Regions from separate parts of the Homo sapiens genome. Here region 2 is linked to region 1. The links are chromatin loops, found by intact Hi-C in ENCODE. Cell type or tissue: mammary epithelial cell. All regions are shown on one strand. Links, peaks and the distances in the headings refer to the core of each region. The heading gives the core; the rest is flanking DNA.

What was found. Hi-C counts contacts between places; a loop is a spot of excess contacts. Peaks named below come from ENCODE experiments on the same cell type or tissue, not always from the same donor. Only the 100,000 strongest peaks of a DNase experiment are listed, where the experiment ranks them.
Region 2: a loop joins it to region 1, with 10 times the contacts of the local background. A loop is called at or near these places in 2 of 110 quality-filtered maps.

The regions. Positions count from the first base shown.
Region 1 is chr4:181,933,806-181,942,726 of GRCh38, reverse strand. It overlaps a transcript of TENM3 not described here. Among named protein-coding and RNA genes, the nearest start is that of TENM3-AS2, 110 kb to the right of the region's middle. In mammary epithelial cell, for the core only: a CTCF peak has its summit at 3,405; a DNase peak (open chromatin) is centred at 3,356; H3K27ac peaks cover 440 bases.
Region 2 is chr4:181,564,866-181,573,786 of GRCh38, reverse strand. It overlaps a transcript of TENM3 not described here. Among named protein-coding and RNA genes, the nearest start is that of TENM3-AS2, 260 kb to the left of the region's middle. In mammary epithelial cell, for the core only: a CTCF peak has its summit at 4,051 (motif pointing left); no DNase peak of the experiment used is centred there.

The DNA.
Region 1 (8,921 bases), core at 316-8,315:
TAAGATAGTTTCATGTTGCTTTGAATAATTTAATGGCCAAATATTTTTTCCCAGTCTTTTATCCCCGGGGTAGTGTTTTTCCTTTGAGCTCCTTATCTAATTGCTGTAAATGACAATATGAATTATGTGCAGAGAGCAGTAAGAAAAGAAAACTCACTATATGCAGTCTGATATTTGGCTGATACACATCCACATAGCTGCCCTGATGGCTAAGAAAGTCTTGGGTGTTGGTTGGTAAACAGCCACCCCACTGGTCCCTCACTCAGGACTCTGGGCCTCTCTTCAGTCTAGAAAGTAAGTGGTCCTTTAGGCACTTAGAAGGCCTGAAGGACCTCATATGTCACAGAGATTATCAGATATCACCACCGGCTGCACAAATCTTATTTAACCGCTTCTAACTCCAAACTGATAATTTTGGATAAAAGGTAATGAAAAATTGAAAAAAAAAAAAAAAAAAGGCCCAACATCATAGCAATGCTGGAAAGAAAGAATAGGAAATTTCTAGGTGAAAAAAACAGAAAGAGATCTTCAACTGATACCAAAGTCCTTTGGGTAATACCAAATTGGTGCCAGTTGGCACGCAGAGATTAGGAAGTGACTGTCCATTTCAGGCCAGAAGAGGCGGCCTGAGTCCTCACACAGGAAGGCATCAGAAACCAAGATCACGGCCGAAAGCAGGTCACCGGAAGGGCTGCCTCTTTTGTGGAAATTTTTGTCCATTATCCAGGGGAGAGGCAGGGAAGCCTGTTGTTTTTTAGGTGTTCTGATAGAAGCGTCTCCTGCGAGAAATTTTAACTCCAAGCCTCTTCAACATGCAGATGTGGGGATCAAACTTAAAATATTTACTTATGATATGGACAATCTCATTCCAATTCATGAGACACTCATGTCAGTCCTGTGAAACAACTGGAGCTGGCAGGGAAAGAAAAGGTAAAACCAAACCTCTAGAATCATGTCCATAACCCAGGCACAAGGGATATTCCTCACCCTCGGGAACCCCACAGCAACAACAACAAAACTGTAAATGATGAAAGCAAATCATTCACAAGTGAGAGGGAGTGATCAGATGAAAAGAAAAGATGAATTAGCATCTGAAGTCATTGACATAATGTAAGGCTAAGAAAGAAATGAGAAAATAACTTCAGTTAAAATAACTAAAGCGATAAAACAAATGATAGAAAGAACACACCCATCTAGAAAAGAATGGGTGGATCTAAGAAACCAAATAGAACCTTATAAGTGAAAATTATAGTCATTGAAATAAAAAGCAAATGAGCTTAATAGCAGATCAGGCAACAGGTAGGAAGAACTGTAATTTAAAAGGGATATTTAAGGAAGTCATCCAGAATGCAGCATAGTGAAATGAAAAAGTAATAATAGATGAAATAGAGCCAAATAGCTATAAAAAAAAAAAACATCAAACAAAAGTTCTGGAAAGAGAGAGTAGAGAATGAGGAAGAGGTGGTATTGAGTGATAAGGACTGTGGGTATTTCTGAATTTAAAGACACGAGTTTTCAGATTATAGAAGTGAACTCTGATGGAGGGATACACATGATCTCATACGTGGCTAGTAGGAGTAAATATTTCCAAACTCCTTTGAGAGTTATTTGTAACATCTAAATTTTTGATTCCACCTCCCATTCCCATTCTCGCAGTCTTCTGAAGCTCGGGGAATGGTTACACCATCTTTCCAGTTATTCAGCCTGATAACCATGAATAAATAATTGATTTCTCTTTCTCACACCCGGTATTCAATTCATCTGGAAATTCAGATGGGTCTATCCTCAAAATATATCCAGAATCTAACCACTTGCCAACACAAACACTGATACCTCTTTGTTTTGAGATGCCATTAACTGTTGCCTGGGAGACTGTAATACTCTCCTCATAGACTTCTCTAATTCTACCCTATTTCCAACACAGCAGCCCCAGTGAAATTTCAGAAGAAGAGATATGCCATGTCACTCCTCTGCCACACTAAACTGACCTTGAGGGCTGGCTACCACGGGGACTTTGTGCTGTTTCCTGATATCTGCCTAGCTCACTTCACCTTTGTGGAGTCTTTGCACAAATTTACCTTTTCAATGAGTCCACCCTATCATAAAATTGCAGTCTTATCACCATATCCTGCCATGAGATTCACAATTCCCTTTACCCTGCTTTAATTTTCTGTAACACATACTATTTTCTATTATGTTATATAGTTTATTTATTATGGTTATTATTTATTACCTGTGTTCTCCTAACAGCATATGTACTGCACCGGACTGGAACTTTTTTTTCAGTAGAGCAGGATTCAATGCGTAGTAAATACTCAATAGATAACTGATTGAATCAGTGATTCTGGCGAAGCTAAATATGTGTACACTGTATGAGTTGGTTTAGAGGACATCTGTATTTTCTTGTATGTTTGAAATATTCCTTTAGTAAAGCAAGCTGAAATTTCCTAAGTAAAAAAATATTTTAATGTTCAGATCATGAAGAAAAGGGAGATTGGCACTATTTATTTTATATTCTAAAGGGACAGACCAACTTTACATTATAAAAAACAAGACACTTTGTGTATGCAGAGATGCTATATTTTCATTGAGCATACTTCAAAGTTATTATTATCACTGTTATTTTTTATTGATGGATTCGCTTCAAAATAGTGCAGCAAAAATCCCGAAGGAATCTAAGCTAGAACATAAAGAACATGTGCATAAAGCGTGCATTTCTGCTTAAATTCCTCCAGCTTTCAGTGTTTCTCCACTCAGTCAATTGCTTGTCACGATATTTTGAAAGTCTTTATTATGGAGACCAGGGCAAAAGAAATGAATATTTAGAATATAATTTAAAGCAATGAAATGAAATAGTGGTTGTTGAAGAACACTAGCTTTAATAAAAGGACTAAAATAAAACCAAGGCCCTAAAAGATTCACCCTGGAGGAGGCAGCGGACACCTCTCCGCCTTGGGGTTCTCTCATCAAGCGGTATTCTCCACTCACCCTGGCCCCTGCCATGTGCTGAGCGCCCCGCACCCCAACCCCTTATATAGCTGTCCAACAATAGACACATTCTTCCCCTTAGTTCAGCTGAGATGATTGGAGCTTTTAAAACTAAGAGAAAGAAGTGGAGAAATAAACAGATCACGGAAGAGGTCCAGAAAACAATTTTGTTTTGCTTTTAGGGCACAAGTTTCCGATCTTACCGTTTTGCCCTCTCTCCAAGGTTCACAGGCACGCCTGACTGTACTGAAACACCGACAGGCTGATCACAGCCACAGCTCTTTCTCTGCGGTTCTTATTTATATCTTCCTGGCCTGTTTCCCATGGAGGACATCACTCTGAAATCTCCAGGAGCTTTTCCTAGGAATCCTACCACCTTTTTGGTGAACAGACAGGCTACACGCCGATTCTAGAGCACACTCAAGTGGCTGATACCAGAAACGAGTTCCCGGCATTCTTACACAGAGACACATACCTTCCTTCCTGCAGGACTAGGATTATAACCATATCTTAGTATAAGAAAATTCTAGAAAGTGTATAGAACAATAATAATAAGGAGAGGATTTTTCTTTCATGGGTAGAAACAAATTTTCTTTTATACTTTAAGTATGAAAAAGTGCACAAGATTACTGTTATAATTATTATCTTCATTTAATCCATGCCATCTTTTTTTTTCTTACATTACTTATTAACCCCTAGAAAATAGAGTTGTCTTTATAGCATGTTCTAAAAATGCAGACTGAAGCAAAAGAAATTCTGTTCTTTAGTGCTAACGTACAATTTCCAGCAAAAAACTAGGACAATGTACCATTTATGTTTTATATTGCAGTAGGACTTTGAGCCTTTTCCAAAAGCCCTTTCACAAAATTGATAGATTATTCTTCCTATTAAAAGAGTCTTTTATTCTGGGTGCCAGACCTAGTTCTTAGGGTTGAAATATTGCTTTAGCTTTTTTGCGACCACAGTGGCATTTCACTGCTGAATAAAGTTACAAATTGTGTACCTAATTCTCCAGGGCACAAGAAACTCTCAAAGGGCTCGAAATGGGCACGAGGTGGGGGATGCATTTGTTTGTTATTCCTAAATAGACTGAGGAAGAGTCCATGAACTCATGAAAATTTCTATCAGGCTGTATGCTGTGTATAAAAAGGAGCATTAGGTTGGAAATACGAGTTTTAGGCCTTTATCGGCTACTAAGTGATACTGTCACTTTAACAGTGGACAACGAAAAGTGAACATATAATAATGACAATTTATTGAGTGTTTTGTAAATATCATATGCTTGTTGTGTATTATCTCTGATCCCCTTGACTATTCTGCAAAGTAGGAATTATTGTCTTTGTTTTAAAATAAGAAAATTGAAGGAGGGTATAGAGATGAATTAATTAGTACAGTTGGTAAGAGATGTGGTTAGAATTAGAATACAGAGCTTTCTAAAGGTTACGATTTTCTGGAGTATTATGACGTGCCCCAAATGACTTTAACTTTCTACATCTTGGTTTTCTCATCTATATAATAAAGACATCTGATAACATGACAGCTAAGGCTCCTTCTAGGTATAAAACGTTATAATGTCTAGAATATAAGCTTAGCCACATGTAGCAGCAAGCATGAAATCAAACTAGCTTAGTTCCACATTAAGATCTACTTGAAATTACTTATTCATACAACCAGAGCCAAGGTATGATAAAAACTGAGAATCGGCAAGGGGTGAAACTGTTGTGTGGCCCAGCTGCTATCCTCAGTGGCTTGGTGATATAGGAAGGGCCACAGAGCCTTGGATGGAAAAGGGAGGAGCTAATTCAGAGGCATCTCTTCAGGCTCACCTGAAAATCACATCTTAAGTGGGGTCATGGTCTCTTCACTGGGGATGGAGGCAGCTTGAAGAGACTTTTAAAACTTTCCACTCTGGGAGAAAGATGACTGGGGCAACTGAGCAGCCAGGTTCAAGACTGAAAGTCACATTGGCATTCATCAGAGTTCACATATTTTTTCCTCCAAGCTTGTTCTAAGGTCTTCTGAACTCAATTTATAGTAAAGAATTCAAGAAAGTTCTCAGCTTTTGTAGTAGTGCCAGGGTGTGAAGCAGCACTGGGGCAAAGAAATAGGCTTAGAAGGAAGAAGTTAGCAAAAGGCCTTCGTGCAGTCATGATCACGTCTGTCCTCATGTTCTTTATTCCTCTTTTGTTCATCCCCTGCATCCAATGCATGTGTCCTGTTCAATGTCCTTCCCATATGGATGTAGAATTCTCCCACTTCAATCGTCACTCTTCCTACGATGGCTAAGCTACCATCAGCCTAGATGCCCTGCCCCTCTTCTTCCCTCGCTAGGAATCATCTTCTTGCAGAAGTTGTACTTTAAAGTATAAACTGGGTCATGCCTCTCTCCTGTTTAAAGCCCACTAATGGTTTCTCAATGCACTTAGCATCAAAAGCAAACTCTTCCTCTTGGCCTAGGAGGCCCTCCATAGTCTGGGAAGGCCACCTTGCTAATCCCATCTCAGGCTACCTCCTCTACTGACAGCTTTGCAGCCACCTTGGCCTTCCTTCTCTTCTCTGGATGGTCCAAGTTTTCTCCACTGTCAGAGCTTTGCACACGCTGGTGCTTTCGCTTAGAATGCTCCCATACCTGCTTTGCCCAGGGCCACCTCCTTCTTATCCTGCAGATCACAGGTTAGGTGGCATCTCTTCAAAAATTTCTATTCTGGCCACTGTATGTAATTAGATGGCATTCTCCCCACTTGTTACCTCTTTACAACAACACACTGCTTGCTTTCTTCACAGTGCTTATTGCAAATTGTTTTATTATTTATGAAAGCTTCGTGGGGGGCAGGAAACATTGTTTTCTTTTCCCCCTTTGCGCCTAGAGCCTAGCATGGGGCCTTGGTAATTATAGGGGCCTGCTGCTCTCCCCTTCTGCTTGTTTTAGTCCTGGGCTTTCCTTGGGTCTTGGTTTAAAGCTCACTTCCTCAGGGAGGTCTTTCCTGTCCCCTAGATTAAGCCAGATAGGTCCTCTGCTCTTCGTTTCCATAATTTCCTGTCAATCTCAGCCATAACGCTCAACACATTTCACTGCCATTATTGTTTGTGTTTGTCTTCCCTGCTATTCTCTAAGACTATTACTCATGGTGACAAAGACTGTCTTGTTCACCCCCAGATGGCTGGCACCAACATCTTGCACCAACATAGGACAAAATCAGGAAATGATGAATAGAAAGAAATGGTTATTGAAAGAGTGTGAAGGGTAGGCGAAAGAGATGACTCACAATTTCTACAAAGTAATTAACTAATTAATTAATTCAAATATTACCTATCAGCCACTCTCACATCTGATTCCTTTTCTTTTGATGGAGTCTCACCCTGTCGCCCAGGCTGGAGGGCAGTGGTGCAGTCTTGGCTCACTGCAACCTCTGCCTCCCAAGTTCAAGCAATTCTCCTGTCTCAGCCTCCCGAGTAGCTGGGACGACAGGCACACACCACCATGCCCAGCTTATTTTTTTTGTATTTTTAGTAGAGACGGGGTTTCACCACATTGGTCAGGCTGGTCTCGAACTCCTGACCTCAGGTGATCCACCCACCTTGGCCTCCCAAAGTGCTAGGATTACAGGTGTGAGCCACTGCATCCAGCCCTGATTCTTAATTATGCAAAATAAAGCACTCAGCACTGAGCAACATTCATTAATCCCGTAATAAATATCTATTTACAAATATGAACGGAGTACCTATTATGTGCCAAGCTAGAGTTACATAGCTTGGATATGAACAAGGATATGAAGATTTATGCTATGAGGTAAATAGGATACATGACAGATGAATGATATAAAACAAATGCATTCGGAACCCAGATCTGGAAAGCGACTATAATGGAAATGAGGTTTGTCTGAGGCTTCAAGAATAGGGGAGATTTCCATAAGGCCCGATGTCGGTAGAGTGCGCTTCAAGAAAATGGAAAGGCATCGGTGCAGAGGAGGGAAACCCTGAGATGGACATGAGGCTTGGCTGGGATTCGAGAGTTTTGCAGACCACTGGGAGGTAAGTTTGGAAGGCCTGGTAAAGGCACAGGATCCAGGAGTGCCCGGCATGCAGAGATGAGCCATGTGGGCTTGTATCCAATAGAGAGAGGTCACCTCTTGGCAGCTTTGAGAGTGAAGAGTGGCATGATTGTGGGTGCTTAAGGGGACAAGTGCCATAGTGATGCCCGGTAGCTGGGCAGAGAGAGACTAGACTGAATTAGCAAGGCTTTATTTTCAGGCATAAGGTAGCAAGGACATCCTCTAGAAAGTAGCAACAGAAATAGAAAACAAAAGAGGAATGAGAGTTTCTGCAAAAGAAGAACTAGCCTAGCAGGCTATGGTGGCTTATAGCTCTAGGGACAGAGCTCAGAGCTTAAGGTGGAGATGAAACGATTACGTTCTTCACATTGTAAAGAAGTTGTAATGTTTGTCTCATCTTCCTTATTTATAAAATGACACTAATAATTCTACAGACTTCTTTTCTGGGAATACTATTGCCTTTTGAAAACAATCACAAATGTTTTTAGTTCCATAGAGATACAGGTGTTATTATTAATAAACTGTCTTTTGAATTATACTTCATTTTGCATATCTTGAAAATTACAATAAAACAAGTTGAAAATTAAATGTCAATAAAATGACTGTGAGTTTCCTAATTCACTATGTGTGAGCCATGTGTAATTCAGAAGTTTTCTTCAAAGATTAGAGGAAGTCCTTGGATAAATTTCTCAGGGAAGAAGCAGAATCCAACAAAGTCTTTTCTGGTTAATCAAAATATAGAGTTTAAGCAAATTAAATAGACAAGCTAGCATCATATCAACTTAAAACAATTTTTTTCATTAAAAAATCAACATGTTATGTCTCATGTCAGTTTTCCTTCTGAATAAATGTGAATTAAAATGCAAAATTTAGTCCCTTCTTTTCTAGTACTCGAACACTAGGATCTTAATAATTTTTGAAAACAAAAATTCCACTAATCTTATGCCATTAGACACCACATTCTTTCTATTGTTAGAGTTTAAAAAATAAAGAAAAAAGAAAAAGAATTGACCTAATATGACCTCTTTCTCATAAATTATATTAAAATTTGAAGTTATGCTAAAAATCCTTTTTTAAGCATTGGTCCATCTTTTATTTACTGTGTTTGATAGTAGGCAAATCACTTATTTTCTCATTCCAGTCCCATCCATAACAATAATTTAAAACCAGCTAATAAACATTATGGCTTGTTAGAACTGCTACCGATTAAATCTTAAGTGTCTAATACATACAAATATAAACAGAATGTAATTAGAGCTATTTAAAGAACCCATTTTTAACTTAGATTAACCATACTTTCCATTTGCTGAGGATAAACACTCATAAATGAAACCCATTGCTGAGCAAGAAGCAATTACTTCAGTTTAAAATATTAATATGCACCGCCTTTTAAAAAGCCATGGAAAATCATTTATGTAGTGCACTGTACAGACTCAAGTCATACTCAAAAGGAAGAATGGGATAGCAATGTGAGTCCTAATCGAGAAGCAATCAACTGAGGTATGGCATGTCCTTACCCTCTATCAGGTCCATTAAACTCTTCACTTCAATTAGCGCATTGTCCAACATCATATTCCTATGTATGTTTAAGTGTGATTTAAAAGCGCGCGCACACACACACACACACACACACACACAGAAAGGGGAATTTTACTATAGAAAAATCAATTTAATCAAACTGTTTCTAGAAATAATAGAGACACATTGATAACCTAATAACTGATTTGAGCATATTAAATAAAGATAGCCAGGAAGAGAAGGAAATGCAGACATCCCATACACCTTAATTTCACATTTCTCACCTAAAAATACACAAAAAATCTATTGAGTCTGATTGAATGCAACTAACTATTCAATTCTACAATATTTCTTGTGATATCG
Region 2 (8,921 bases), core at 245-8,244, 370 kb after region 1:
TTTTAAAAGAATAAAATATTTTAATCACTAAACATGTATTAAAAATTAAAGTATTGATTTTCTAATATAACCTGAGTTTGTTATTGTTTGGGTTCAAATTTTGGCAGCAAATTATTTGTGCATTAAGACGAGAGAGAGACAGACAGACAGAGAAATCTCTGCCAGGTGACACTATATTAGCCTTGTTCTAGTTCCTTAAATATTCGTTTTCTATATTTCATGCTTTCACTAATTCATATCTTTTTAGCAAGGATTTACAGTTTATATCATTATTACCACATAATTATCCTCTTCTTGAATGAAACAGTAATCATTAGTCATGTGGCTTTATACATTAACATCAAGATTCATATTTCTTTAAAAAAAAAATTTAAGAAAGACAGGCAGTGCTGGCCAGGATGTGGAAAAAAGGGAATCTGTGTACACTCTTGGTGGGAATGTAAATTAGTAGAGCTACTATGGAGAATAGTATGGAGGTTCCTCAAAAAACTAAAAATAGAACTACCATATGATCCAGCAATCCCAGTGCTAGGTACATACTCAGAGGAAAGGAAATCAGTAGATCAAGAGATATGTGCCCTCCTGTATTTACTGCAGCGCTATTCACAATAGCCAAGATTTGGAAGAGACCTAAGTGCCCATCAACAGATGAATGGATAAAAAAACGTGGTACTTACACACAATGGAATACTATTCAGTCATAAGAAAGAATGAAACCTGTCATCTGCAACAACATGGATGGAATCAGAGGGTCATTATGTTAAGTGAAATAAGCTAGGCATAGGAAGACAAACTTCACATGTTCTCATTCATTTGTGGGAGCTAAAAGTTAAAACCATTGAACTCATGGGGATAGAGAGTAGAAGGATGGTTACCAGGGGCTAGGAAGGGTAGTGAAGGGTGGGGTGACTGGGGATGATTAATGGGCACAAAAATATAGTTAGATAGAATGGATAAGGTCTAGCATTTGATAGCACAGCAAAGTGATTACAGTCAACAATAATTTATTATATATTTAAAAATAACTAAAAGAGTATAACTGGAATGTGTGTAACACAAAGAAATGACAAATGCTTGAGCTGATGGATGCTTCATTTACCATGATGTCATTATTATGCATTGTATGCCTGTAGCGAGTATTTCATGTACCCCATAAATATATACACATACTTTGTTCCATCAAAATAAAAATATAAAGTAAAACAATAAGGAATGTACTCATTGACAAAAAAAAGTGTGAAACTGTAAGAAAGTAGCAAGTTCAAATCAAAGAAAGAAAAACTATTTAAGGAGCATATTGCTTCTACCACAGTTGTAAGGCAGTCACATGGAAACTTAAACATTTGACACTATTTTTTTCTTTTTCTAACTGAATATAGACCTACTTTAGTTTATTATGTTTTATATATCTTCTTATTTTTCATATGTTTCTCAAAAGAAGAAAATGTGTCAATGCCTTAACAATAAAAATCCTACCTTTGGGATTTTCTCCCTGAGCCCCTGTAGGAAGGACTGAGAATCTTGACAGGTTTCTTCTCATGAGATTCTCAGCCCATTTGTTCAGTACTTTTGTTTTTAGGAAAGTTTTACTCAAGCATTCCGAACTTTGGGAACTGCTAAACCAAATCTCTAAAACTGATAGAAGTTTCTAAGTAGAAAAATGCTTATAAACTTGTTTAATTTCATATTTTATCAGAACAGTGGTTAATCTATCGTTTGAAATTTTTTGCAGCATCTCTAAGGATAAAATATAAGATGAACTATGCTACAGCGATAAAAATGCCTGCTTCTTATTTGAGCCAATATACACTATAAAGATTCCTATAATCATATTGGTGAAATATATACATATATTCTCTTTTTCCTTCTTTTTTCCTCTAAAAGGAAAAAGAAGATGACATTAATAGATATACCAAGAAACTGCAATCTGTGCTGTTATAAATCTAGTAAAAGTTTCATACACTATAAAGGATGGAACAAAACACTTTGTAAGTTATGCCTAATAAAAACAGAGCTTGGTGTTAGAGGGAACAGCTGATTTGCCTGATTTTATTGTTTTAATTATTATTCAAAAATATAGAATTCATATCTAATTGTATTTACTCATGATCAATAACAAAAAATGTTGTAAATAAAATAATTAAAACAGGGCCAGGCACGGTGGCTCACACCTGTAATCCCAGTGCTTTGGAAGGCTGAGGCAGGAGTATCTCTTCAGCCCAGGAATTCAAGACCAGCCTGGGCAATATGGAGAGACCTAGTTTCTAAAAAGTTTTTTCTAAATTACCTGGCTGTGGTGGCAACTACCTGTAGTCCCAGCTACTCAGGAGACTGAAGAGGGAGAATCATTTGAGCACAGGAGTTCAAGGTTATAGTGAACTATGATCGCATCACTACACTCCAGCCTGGGCAACAGAGTGAGACCCTGTCTTTAAAAATATATATAAGATAAAATAAAATAATTAAAACAATCAATAGCATTTTATGAATGGCCACTGTTACTGTTCACGGACCCAGCAATAGTTTATCTAGGAAACGGATGTAGTTGCTCTTCTGTCCCTTTCCTTTCTACTTTCCCGCCTCCAGCTTCCTCGAATTCCGAAGACACTAAGAAATGCACTACTCAGATATCCCACAGTGGCGAACACAATTGAGGAACAGCACCGGCTACTTCCTTTCTCAATCCACTGTCTCCTTCCCAGGGGGACCATAAATCCACAGAACACTCCCGATGGCACAGCAGAGGACAAATGTAGGTCCATTCCTAAAAGACAGATACCTCAGCTGGCCACGTTGGCTCAGTGTCTCCCATCAGCCTGGACGTCAGATCTACACTGAACAGTAAGACACTTCTTCCCCACTGCCAGTGCTCCTGCCTTCCCCCATTTCACAGGGTCAGAACTTCACGGAGGCTTGAGCGCTTTCACCACCTTCTCTCGCTCCATCCCCTTTTCCCTTCACAGGTGTTGCCTCCAGTAAATGTCTTGCAGATCGAATTGTGTCTTGTGTGCCTCAGAGAGGACCCCAACTCACACCAATCCTGTTGGCATTCCCCTTAGGAAGCTTCTCTGCCTTTACCTACTCCGCTGCCTACCAGAAGCTTGCTTGCTTGCTTGCTTGCTTGCTTGCTTTCCTTCTTTCTCTCTCTCTCTTTCTTTCCTTTCTTTCTTTCTCTTTCTTCCTTCCTCTCTTTTTCTTTCTTTTTCTCTCTTTTCCTTTCTTTTTTTTCTCTCTCTCTTTTCTTTCTTTCTTTCCTTCGTTCATTTTGTTTCTTTTCTTTGTCGCTGAGACAGGGTCTTTCTCTGTCACCCAGGATGTAGTGCAATGGTGTGATCATGGTTCATTGCAGCCTTGACCTCTAAAACTCAAGTGATCCTCCCAACTCAGCCTCCTGAGCAGCTGGAACGACAAGCATGCACCACCACGCCTGGATACGTTTTTTAAGAAACATTTGTAGGTCACGCCTGTAATCCCAGCACTTTGGGAGGCCGAGGCGGGTGGATCATGAGGTCAGGAGATCGAGACCATCCTGGCTAACAAGGTGAAACCCCGTCTCTACTAAAAATACAAAAAATTAGCCGGGCGCGGTGGCGGGCGCCTGTAGTCCCAGCTACTCGGGAGGCTGAGGCAGGAGAATGGCGTGAACCCGGGAGGCGGAGCTTGCAGTGAGCCGAGATTGTGCCACTGCAGTCCGCAGTCCGACCTGGGCGACAGAGCGAGACTCCGTCTCAAAAAAAAAAAAAAAAAAAAAGAAACATTTGTAGGGATGGTGTCTTGTTAGGTTGCCCAGGCTGGTCTTGAACTCTCTTTTACCTGCACACACCTCCTAACTCTACAAAGTCTCTTTTTCTTAGTTAGGTCCGTTACTGTCTGTTTTGTGTCCTGATTCTTCCTGAATGTCTAAAACTGTGGCTGACACATAGTAGGTACTCAGTAAGTATTTATCAAATACACAAATGTCAGTCCTGAGAAAGATACGAAAACAGTTCTGGAGCCTGGTTCTTTTCTGTAACATAGATACAAGCTGACTCTTATTGTTCCTGACATCTAGTGGCAGGATGAAAAACTATCCTGAGACCAGAAATTATTTCATTGGCTGGCTAAATCACACACCACAGAAAATGTCAAAAGGCCTACACCTTAGGGCCTATACAACTTTTACAGGGTTAGTACACCTTTCAGATTCTTAACTGGTTGTGTATTCATCAGTGAGAACCCAGGTAAATTCTAGCATGCAAGACAGAAATCCAGTGCAAAAAGGGGAAACAACCCCAGGCTGGAAAATGAGTTAGAAAATGGGCTGAACCTTACCATGACAGAGATTCTACAATCCTTACATTCTATTCTATCCACTTATGGAAATAAAAATGTACACACAAAGGCACAACACTTTCAACAACTTGCAGTATAATAGTAACAGGATTTAGAATATAAATAAGTCAGATTTTAATTTCCAGGCTTATCGTGGTCAAATAGTCCACTTGAAATCAACGAGAAGCTTAAACAAGGACGTGGTGAACTATAGGCACACCATGTTCTCACCTCGGAGGACCAGACACAATAAGAAAGAGCAGGGCAGCAGGGAGACCTCACATTTGTTGTTGCTGTTTTTTATTTTAGAGACGGGGGCCTCACTATGTGGTCCAGGCTGGTCTTGAACTCCTGGGCTCAAGTGATGGTCCCACCTAGGCCTCCCAAAGTGCTGGGATTATAGGCATGAGCCACTGCACTGGCAAAAACCTTTTATTACTTTTCTCCTTGCTATTACTCTGCATTCAATAAATATTAAGTTTTTAAGTGCCAACTCTGTTCCAGGTACTGTTCTAGGCTTTTGGGATACACACGTAACAGAACAGACAATAATCCCTACCCTTGGGGAGTGGAAGTCTCTCATTCCTCTAATCCTCCAAAGGATTACAACTTTATAGGTGCCTTGGCATGACCTATGTGTGCCCTTTGTGTCACAGGAGTGACGAGCCTGCTCTTGGGAGTGGCAAGATCTGTGGGAGCTTGGAAAGGATTAGGGAAGTGGGATCTGTTTGTTGGTGTGGGACAGTCTATTAAGCCAGCTACTCCAAAGTGCTGAATAAAGTATCAGATTTTCTGCGAGGACTCTATTGCCTGAGAAAGAAATAGGTCAGCACAAGACAGTTCCAGGGGGAATAAAGGTCCTAGGTACCAGATTTCCCTGAGGAGTTTGCTTGGGGTTGGGGTGGGTCACACAGGGTCTGCAATGGCAAGAGGAAGCATGAGGATACGTGGACCCCAAGATGGTAGCAGTAAAAGACATAGTTGGCGGCCAGGTGTAGTGGCTCACGCCTGTAATCCCAGCACTTTGGGAGGATGAGGGGTGGATCATCTGAGGTCAGGAATTCCAGACCAGCCTGGCTAACATGGTGAGACCCTGTCTCTACTAAAAATACATAGTAAAACAAAAACAAAACAAAACAAAACAATTATCTGGGTGTGGTGGCGGGCGCCTGTAATCTCAGCTACTCGGGAGGCTGAGGCAGGAGAATCACTTGAACCCAGGAGGCAGAGGTTGCAGTGAGCTGAGACTACACCACTGCACTCCAGCCTGGGCAAGAAAAGACAAACTCTGTCAAAAAAAAAAAAAAAAAAAAGTATTAGTTGGCATGAGTGACTACCCACAACCCTTCCTATGGAGAAAACAGGCTCTAAACCTGTCAACTGTAAAAAAGGATGAGAAAAACTGCTAGATGCTTGATCATTCCTTAACTCGTATTTTAAGAAACACAATGCATTTCCTATTTTCTGATGTAATATATGATTTTTTTTTCTGTTTTCATCTCTTAGAAAGCACGTCTCTGACAAGTAAGTTGGCCAAAGGTGCTATGGGCTTTGTCAACAGAAGATGAAGATATGAGCTCCACAACTTCATAGTTTTATAACCCTGGACTAATTATTTCGCCTTTCAGATCCTCAGTCTCCTTAACTGTACGGTAAGCAGTAATAGTATTTATCTAAATCCAATATTATATGTAGAAAGACCTCATGTGTCACACACATACACAACATATCAGTTTCCTTTTACTCTATAAAAGAGTAAAAAAGAACTTGTTATCAACTTCTAGTTCATGAAGATACACATACTGTGATTTTTCTGCTTTATTCTTAATCTTAAATAAAGAGATACAGTTTGAGAAACAAAGGAAGTCACCTCAACATGTTTATTTAGCCCTAAGGTCAGAATTTTCTTTTTTAAAATCACTTTTGGTGTTTTGGTAGAAACTGTCTATGAGGAAAGTTAGTATTGCTTAGTTACAAGGTTATCCATTTGAAGGTGTCTGCCTGATGTGGTAATTAAATAATTTATGTTAGAGTTAATAATTTATGTTAGTGTTATAGTGCTAATTAGGCTTCACATTTTTGCTAAAAGTATCTAAGTCAAGATAAAGTTTCTACATTTGCAAGAGACACGAACAGAATATATGCAAATATTTTTGGAAAAGTCATTTTACGAATTATAAATTAAATCTTTAGAATTTACTAAGGGCGCAGAACTTAAAAGGAGTTATAATGAAAGGTTCCTGAAGGTGATGGGGTGATCCTTAAAGGTGATGATGAAGAGATAGGCTTTTAGGTATGCTCCACTTTGCCCACAGGCTTTGATAATACCTATTAAAATTCACTGAGTATATTTCTACTCTTATTGATCAGAGTATGGTGTCTAAAGCGGGATCATTTGCACGAATCCCTCATATTCCAACCCCACTACCACCTAGCTTTTCTTTAAGAGGGTGGAATGACTTCATGCCCAGGTAAGCTCTGGGAGGCCAGAACCCTATTTGGAGTCTCGGAAGATGGCATCTTCACAGACAATTCCTGGTACCTGTTGGCATCCAAGCACTATTAGAGGCAGGGCTGGTCTTAGGCAGCTTCGCCGAGCTTCTCATGGACATAGAGTGATGTGGCGAAGCAGCCTAATTCTTCCACAGTTTGAGTAAAGCACAGAAATTAGCTAAGAGAGAGTTGGCTGACCTGAAGTAGTCACTTAATCAAAAGGAGGTGACATTGTGGTGGATGTAGTGTGAACACACGGCTGGAGAGCCAGATGCAGAGGCAGACATCTCAGAGAAGAATAACAACAGCTGAAAACCAGACGGGCCTGTGTAAACCACAGCTGGTCGCTGCATGGACAGTTACCAGATGAGAACCATATGTGCTATCCCAATGCTACGAGATCCTGCAGAAGCTCACCAGCACTTTGATGCCCCTCTGAGAAGGGTGGGAAAGAGGAAAATCTCAAACTGATGGTATTATATCCTGAAATCAAGCTTACCTGTCATTGATTACAGAGAGAGCTCTTCAATCAAGCAGAATAGAAGCCCAAGATTGAGATTCAGCTTAGTAATAAAGATTTTTATTTTTCCAAACATGTATTTAGAAGACATTGAGTTCATTGGCAAAGGTCTAGTTCCCTTTCCCAAAATTTCTCCTGAAATTCTCATGTCAGTATCTCTCAAACAGTTTTTCTGAAACACTAGTTTGATTGCATATTAGTAAGTGTTCTGGAGAAAGCAACAATTTCCTGATCAACAATTTCAGGGAGATATTGCTTAGTATACTAAAAGTTCTAAAAAATCTTGCAAAAGAAGCAGCTCTTTCTAATTTTATTTAAGCTTATATTTCCCCAAATTATTTTAATACAAAACATTTTTTTTTCTTCGCCAAACATCTATAAACCTCTTTGGGGGAAACTAGGTTTTTGTGGAAATAGTTGGACTCTGCTGTATTCTGCATGTAGTAGTATGTGGTTTCTATCTCCTTTTTTTCCAACTTAGAACAATGTGTATGTGATTAATTTCTGTCTCACTTTAAATTAACTAATTCAACAAACATTTTGTGATTACTTCCGCACTTTATCATTCTGGACCTGTCTAAACTTTATTAATGGTTTCAGTAATTCTTCCTTTCCATAAATCATAGGATTTTCCCTTGTATTAATATGCACTAACATCATGGATTTTTGTAAGAAAATAAATTGATTAATTGCAATCTACTTTTCTAATATAATTCTCTAGCATGAAATCATTCTAGCTAACATAGAAATAAAATCACAAACATGATAATACCTTCAATAAGATATTATATATAAAGTGTACACCTAGTACATGCATTCTTTAAGATTTAGCTCAGCTGTTTCTCTCTACAGGGAGCCACCCTGATACTCACCCTTCAGCTTTTGACTTTGCTGCGTGCCCTCGTCCGCATCCCTGTAATATTCTGCACATACTTCGCCATTGCACTTCTTATACACTAATCACTTTATGTACCCGTTTCCCACCTTCTAAGATTTACTTTTTTGGCAAGAATTGTTTTGCTGATTGATGTATCTCTAAGACTAAGCATAGTATCTGGCAATATTGTAACCATCCAGTAAAATTTATTCTCTAAGTATGTTTCTTCATAATACCTGAGTTTAAATACGTCCATGTAACTTTGATCATTAATGGTAGGTTGAAATTATGCAGTGTTCTGGTCTAATGGAGAGAAGAGTATTAGTCCTCGTTGCCTGTACTCTCCTATCCTGCAGTTTGCCCTCTGATGAAGGTCATGGGACAGTTTGAGGGAGAAAGAGCAGTCTTTAACTCAGGGAATTATTTGACTGTAACAAAAATCAACTATGTCAGAAAGCTGCAGTTGAGAACAGTTTAAACGGGCTGTAAATTATCTTGTTACAAAGTGACATATTCACAAATAAATAAGCAAACTGAAATATTAACTTGATATATACAATTGCGGTAATATCTGGGGATTTGGAGGTCCTCGGATAAAAGGATCTCACATTCGACCAGACACATATTGATGAATTCCATGCTGGCTCCTTCAATGAGAGAACAGTTTGATCAGAAAGCCACAAAGCTGCCCACTGAGATATCACAGAGAAAAAAAGTGGA